Regions from separate parts of the Homo sapiens genome. Here region 1 is linked to region 2. A link is an interaction called in ENCODE POLR2A ChIA-PET data of the cell type or tissue named here. Cell type or tissue: K562. All regions are shown on one strand. Links, peaks and the distances in the headings refer to the core of each region. The heading gives the core; the rest is flanking DNA. Region 1 overlaps IMPA2 (inositol monophosphatase 2). Region 2 has its middle 12 kb from the start of GNAL.

Evidence for each region. Peaks named below come from ENCODE experiments on the same cell type or tissue, not always from the same donor. Only the 100,000 strongest peaks of a DNase experiment are listed, where the experiment ranks them.
Region 1: POLR2A ChIA-PET joins it to region 2 with 5 read pairs; 3 of 35 experiments call an interaction of 5 or more read pairs at or near these places.

The regions. Positions count from the first base shown.
Region 1 is chr18:12,025,623-12,028,543 of GRCh38, forward strand. It overlaps IMPA2 (inositol monophosphatase 2), which reads left to right. Exons shown (of 8, transcript NM_014214.3): 6 at 2,421-2,529. Among named protein-coding and RNA genes, the nearest start is that of IMPA2, 46 kb to the left of the region's middle. In K562, for the core only: no CTCF peak of the experiment used is centred there; no DNase peak of the experiment used is centred there; H3K27me3 peaks cover 955 bases.
Region 2 is chr18:11,675,659-11,678,579 of GRCh38, forward strand. No RefSeq gene overlaps it. Among named protein-coding and RNA genes, the nearest start is that of GNAL, 12 kb to the right of the region's middle. In K562, for the core only: no CTCF peak of the experiment used is centred there; a DNase peak (open chromatin) is centred at 1,443; H3K27me3 peaks cover 393 bases.

The sequences.
Region 1 (2,921 bases), core at 256-2,755, 350 kb after region 2:
AGGCTAAAGTGCAGTGGTGTGATCTTGGCTAACCGCAACGTCTGTCTCCCAGGTTCAAGCGATTCTCCTGCCTCAGCCTCTTGAGTAGCTGGGATTACAGGCACGTGCTGCCATACCCGGCTAATTTTTGTATTTTTAATAGAGACGGGGTTTCACCATGTTGGCCAGGCTGGTCTCAAACTCCTGATCCTCCCGCCTCAGCCTCCCAAAGTGCTGGGATTACAGGCGTAAGCCATGCTCCTGGCTTTGTCTCGTTGTTAATCTGCATTTCCCTGAGGACATATGATGTGGAGCATCTTTCTATATGCTTATTTGCCATCTGTATCTCTTCTTGTGAGTCCAATTTCTATTTTTTAATTTTAATTTAACACGCATTCCCCAGATTACCATATTATTATATTTCAAAAGAGCATTTTTTTTTTTTTTTTTGAGATGGAGTTTTGCTCTTCTTGCCCAGGCTGGAATGCAATGGTGTGATCTTGGCTCACTGCAACCTCCGCCTCCCGGGTTCAAGCGATTCTCCTGCCTCAGCCTCCTGCTAGCTTGGATTACAGGCATGCACCACCATGCCTGGCTAATTTTGCATTTTTAATAGAGATGGGGTTTCTCCATGTTGGTCAGGCTGGTCTTGAACTCCCAGCCTCAGGTGATCTGCCCGCCTCAGCCTCCCAAAATGTTGGGATTACAGGCGTGAGCCATCGCGCCCGACCAAAAGAGCATTTCTAACTAAAATATTCGTAATTCAGAATTAGTTTACCCCCAAAATCAGTATTGTATATAGTATTTAGATTCTTAGATTAGCCAACAAAATTCTGCCTCAAACATTTCTCCCATAAATTAAAATACTAGTAATTTAATGAACCAAATCAAAACAAAGACTCCAATCCTACCTTCTTGAGCGCTGGCATTTGAGGGAAAGCACTCATTCATTCAGTAACTGTTTATCGAGTGCCCACTCAGCCTGGGTCTGCTGATGTCTCTTTCTTTAATGGAAGCCTTCCCCACCCCCACCCCGGAAAAAATACCATCTGTTTGTGGCCAGGTGAGGGTGGGGTTTGGAGGGTAAGGAATGGAAGGGTTGCTGGAGCCTGTCTGCAGATCCTGTGTGGATTAGGGAGCACCTGGAACAGCCGCCTTTTGTCCCAGCTGTGGGTGGCAGCTGCAGGGCTCAGGTGGTATCTGTGGAGGGCCTGCTGCCAGTCCCAGGGCAGGAGTGCCCTCATAGCTCAGCTTCAGTGCTGGGCATGGCCGGCGGTGAATGATCTGGACCTCCTGAGGGCAGGCAGGTTGCTTTGGTGTGGAGCCAGGTGTTTTGCAGAAAGTGCTTTAAGGTGTAAAATGAGAGTTTCCATGGAAGAAAAGGGACACTTGGACCTGGATTCTGGCTGAGAGATTTCCTGGGTGAGCGGAGAATTTGAAAGTGGTGACACAGAACTGGGTCCATTGAGTGCAGTAATGTGATAGGATTTGTTTCCCCCGACTTTGGGAGTGGCTTTATTTTGTCATGGAGCACACCTGGTTTGGCACTGTCCTGCCCGGGCAGTGAGGCCTGACGGGACATGACCGAAGTTTGGCTGTGTTTGGGTGTGTGGCACAACAAGGACAAACTGCTCTGATCCCCAGCAGTGAGTCAGGGACAGGAGCAGAATCCCGGTCACGTCCTGCCCTGAGCCAGGCTTGCCAGCCCTGGCAGCCTCGCCTGCTGTTACATAAACGGCAGGCCATGAATTCCAGGTGTCGGCACCCCCCTGCATCCAGAGGGCTCACTCCTGCAGCTTCCCTTTCCAAAGCAGCATTATTTAAAAGTTGCTTTCTCCAAGAAAATGGTATTTCTATCGTTGCGATTGCAGCAGTTAGACGATTAATGAAGCATTTTTTCCCTCCAAACATTGAGTGTTCCCAGTTTGGAGTCATTTTGCTTTTCTTTTTGGTTGAATGATGGTGATTTTTTTTTTTTTTTTTTTTTTTAAAGAAACAGGGACTTGCTCTGTCCTCCAGGCTGGAATGTGGTGGCGCAATCATGGCTGACAGCAGCCTTGAACCCCTGGGCTCAACCAATCCTCCCACCTCAGCCTCCTGAGTAGCTGCAACTACAGGCCTGTGCCACCATGCCCAGCTACTTTTAATTTTTTTTTTTTTTGCAGAGATGGAGTCTCACCATCTTGCCCAGGCTGGTCTGGAACTCATGGCCTCAGGTGATCCTTGTTCCCTAGCCTCCCAAAGTGCTGGCATTACAGGCACGATCCACTGTGCCCGGTCCATCCTTAGTTTTCAACATAGATATCAAAAAAGCATTCAGCATGAACCAGTCGAAAGATGATCCTTACTCTGAGAAAGAAAGGCTCACGTTGGAAGCCTGTACTCCTTAGTTAGAACCAAGACTTGATTTTTCTGGTGACAGGAAATTCTTTTTATTGCAGATCTCTCAAAGGCCTTGGTTCTGACAGAAATTGGCCCCAAACGTGACCCTGCGACCCTGAAGCTGTTCCTGAGTAACATGGAGCGGCTGCTGCATGCCAAGGCGCATGGGTAGGAGGTTCAGTTCGGGGAACACCCTGCAGCCCGAGGAGGAAGAACGGAACACGGACTTGCTAAAACTCCCCTGGGATTTGAGGAGGAAGCCTGACGTGGAAAGAGTGGGAGGGGCACATGAACATCAGACTCAGGGAAGCCCTGTGAGGGGCCCGCCTGCAGTAGATACTCCTATAGCCAGGCCTCTGGAGATGCGTGGGCACCTGTGTTGCTTCTGATCAGAATCCATGGAACTGACCTCATGCTGCTCAACCAGCGAATGGTGCAAATACTTACAGTCCTTCCCGAGGGGGCCTGGCGTCAGACAGGTTTATCAAAGCCCAGTGAATCCTCTTTGTCTCTTGCCTTCCCAGTAGGGCTGTGCTGTGAGCCCTAGCCATGTGAGACCA
Region 2 (2,921 bases), core at 230-2,729:
TGGGAGGTGGAGGTTGCAGTGAGCTGAGATCATATCACTGCACTCCAACCTGGGCGACTGACCGAGACTCAGTCTGAAAAAAAAAAAAATTTTTTGTTCAAGCCCATAGAATGTACAATGCCAAGAGTGAACCCTAATATAAACCATGGAATCTAGGTGACAATGGTGTATCAATGTAGGCTCATCAGTGGTAAGAAATGAACCACTTAGCTGGGGATGTTGGCAGGGAGGGAGGCTGTGTATGTGTGGGGTGGGGTGTGTGCGAACTCTCTGTACCTTCTGCTCAGTTTCACTATGGACCTAAAACTGCCCTAAAAAACAAAGTCTGTTTTTTTAAATTAATTCATTTAAGCCAATAATACTGCTTCTAGCAACATTTGCTAAGGAAAACATCAGAATGAATAACAAAAATAACGTATGTCTAATGATGAAGTGTTATGTAATAATTAATTTTTGTGTTTTCAACCATGTAATAAAATAGGAAAAAAAGATGGAAAAGGAGTGAAAATATCTAGGCTGAGGCCATTTCCTTGTGAAGAGAGAGCCCCAACAATTTTCATTAACAGACGGAGGGCACCACCCATCCAGGTGGGAGCAGATGGAAACCGAGAGCCACTTCTGAAAGAAGACAAAATTGATCATGCAAATGGATTTGAATGTGATCAGAGGAGATACTTACGCTGGTGGAGGGAGCGGGGCAGAATGTGGAGTGGAATTAGTAATAAGAACATAGAAAACCAGTATAGACAAAAGGGATTACTTACTCAGAGGAAACGTAACAGTATGTAGAAGTGGAAAAGCGATTCTGTTTTACTAACTGGCTGACCGGTAAATGTGATTTACCTAGTCATAATAAATACCAAATGGTGATGTAAGTTTCAGTGACACTCTCTTGGGATTTCTGAGAGGGCATGACAAGGGAGTGTGACGTGAAGGGTCGGGTTTGGCGTGGAGGGTGAGCAAGAGGTGATAACGGGAGCTGAATTCCCATCTTCCCTAATGGGAGGCCCAAAGATTATGCCTGAAACGGAATAATCGAGATGTAGGAATGTCAACATGGAAATCGGAAGAATAAAATAATTTTTTTAAAAAGAAGAGCTAAGAAAGTTGAAATTGGTTGCTTCCTGAGAGTAAGAAATGGGTGGGAAGACTGGCAGAGGAAAGCTAGTTTCTCATACACATTAGAGAATAATTTGCCTCTAAATGATATGTATATAACTTTAAGAAAAATAAAACTGAACAAAAAGAGAAGTTTCTGAGAGATGATGTGTCATACACAGCACTATAGCTGACAAGCACTGGTATCTACTGACAAGCACTGGTATCTACTGAGTGCCTAGTGTGTGCTGGGCAATGTTCCAGGCACTAGAAATACACCAGTGAGTGGTCAGACACACACACACACCCTTCCAAACACGTACATGCCCATAGGTTATCCAGCAGCCCACCACGTGTAGCGTGAGTCATGACATTGGGTGCTCACAGCAGGAGGCTGGTGTGTGATGCGAAGTGACCAGAATGGGAGCCAAGAGATCTGAAAATTGTGAGACGCGTCAGGCTTCATCAGCTTGTCCAAATGCTGCTGCTCTGTTTCAGTTGTTAAATAATTATTTTCATCACAACCATGATATTTAAAAATATATTCACAGTTCACTGTTTACACAGTTAAACTTTATGCCCAGTAATTCATTTAATACCTCATTTTCTGAGTACTGTGCTAAAGTATCTCCCTGAGCAATTCACCATGATGATCTTGGATTAGATAAATGAAATTACCAGAAAATGTCTCGTGTAAATTTCATTTTTTGCAATATTTTATCAATCGTTAAAGGAGCACATAGTTATTAAGCTCTCCCTTTACTTCCTGAGTTCCTTCTTACTGGAGGTGTAGCATTTGGGTGGTTGTTTTTAGTTTTCTTATTGGTGTTTTTCTGGCAGAGTCCGAGTAGAAAAAAAAAATCCAGAATCTAAGTCCACGTCCACAAGCGAACTATGTGGGGTACTACACTAGAACATAAAGCTATTTTGCGCAAGAAATATTAGCGGCTTTACAATTAGAATTAAATAGATTACATTCCATTTTTTAAATTTTTAACTGGCACGAATTTATGTATGTATAGGGTACAATGTGATGTTTTGATTTTTGTTTACATTGTAGAATGATTAAGTCAAGCTAATTAACATATACATCACCTCCTATACTTACTAGTTTTTTTTGTGGTGAAAACATTTGAGAATCTACTTTCATGCCACATAAGGAAGGCTTAGCCACAGCTGCTCTTATGCTGATGTAGGATGCCCTGTGACTCTCCTGGAGTGTTATGAGGAGTTGCTCTCAGGCCATTTCTCACCTACCTTCTATCTCACAGAAACTATCTCTGAGACAGTTTGCATCTCTTCCTCCTGAGTCCTGATGCAGTCTGACGATTTTGGGCTTGCCTTCTCCCGCACGGTCTAGCCGTAGACTATGACACTGTTAGTGACAGCATGAAATTAACTCCTTGGCCACGGGCGCTGCACCACTCGTGTTACATTGTCACCTGCCCCTGATGTTCTGGTATTGTCTCTTGTTCTGGTGTTGGGACAAGGGATGTCGTGAGTCATCACCTTTGCTATTCTTGATGTTGTGGTCCATGTAAGTCATAAAAGAAAAAAGAATCTACTCTTAGCAATTTTTAAATATAAAATACAGTATGGAGTTTCCTCAAAAAACTAAAAATAGAATTGCCATATGTTCCAGCAATCCCTCTACTGGGCATGTACGCAAAGGAATTGCAATCAGTATGTTGAAGAGCTGTCTACACTCCCATGTTCACTGCAGCACTACTCACAGTAGCCAGGTTATGGAAACCAGTGTCCATCAACGGATGAGTGGATAGAGAAAATGTGGTGTGTATACACAATGTAGTACTATGTGTATA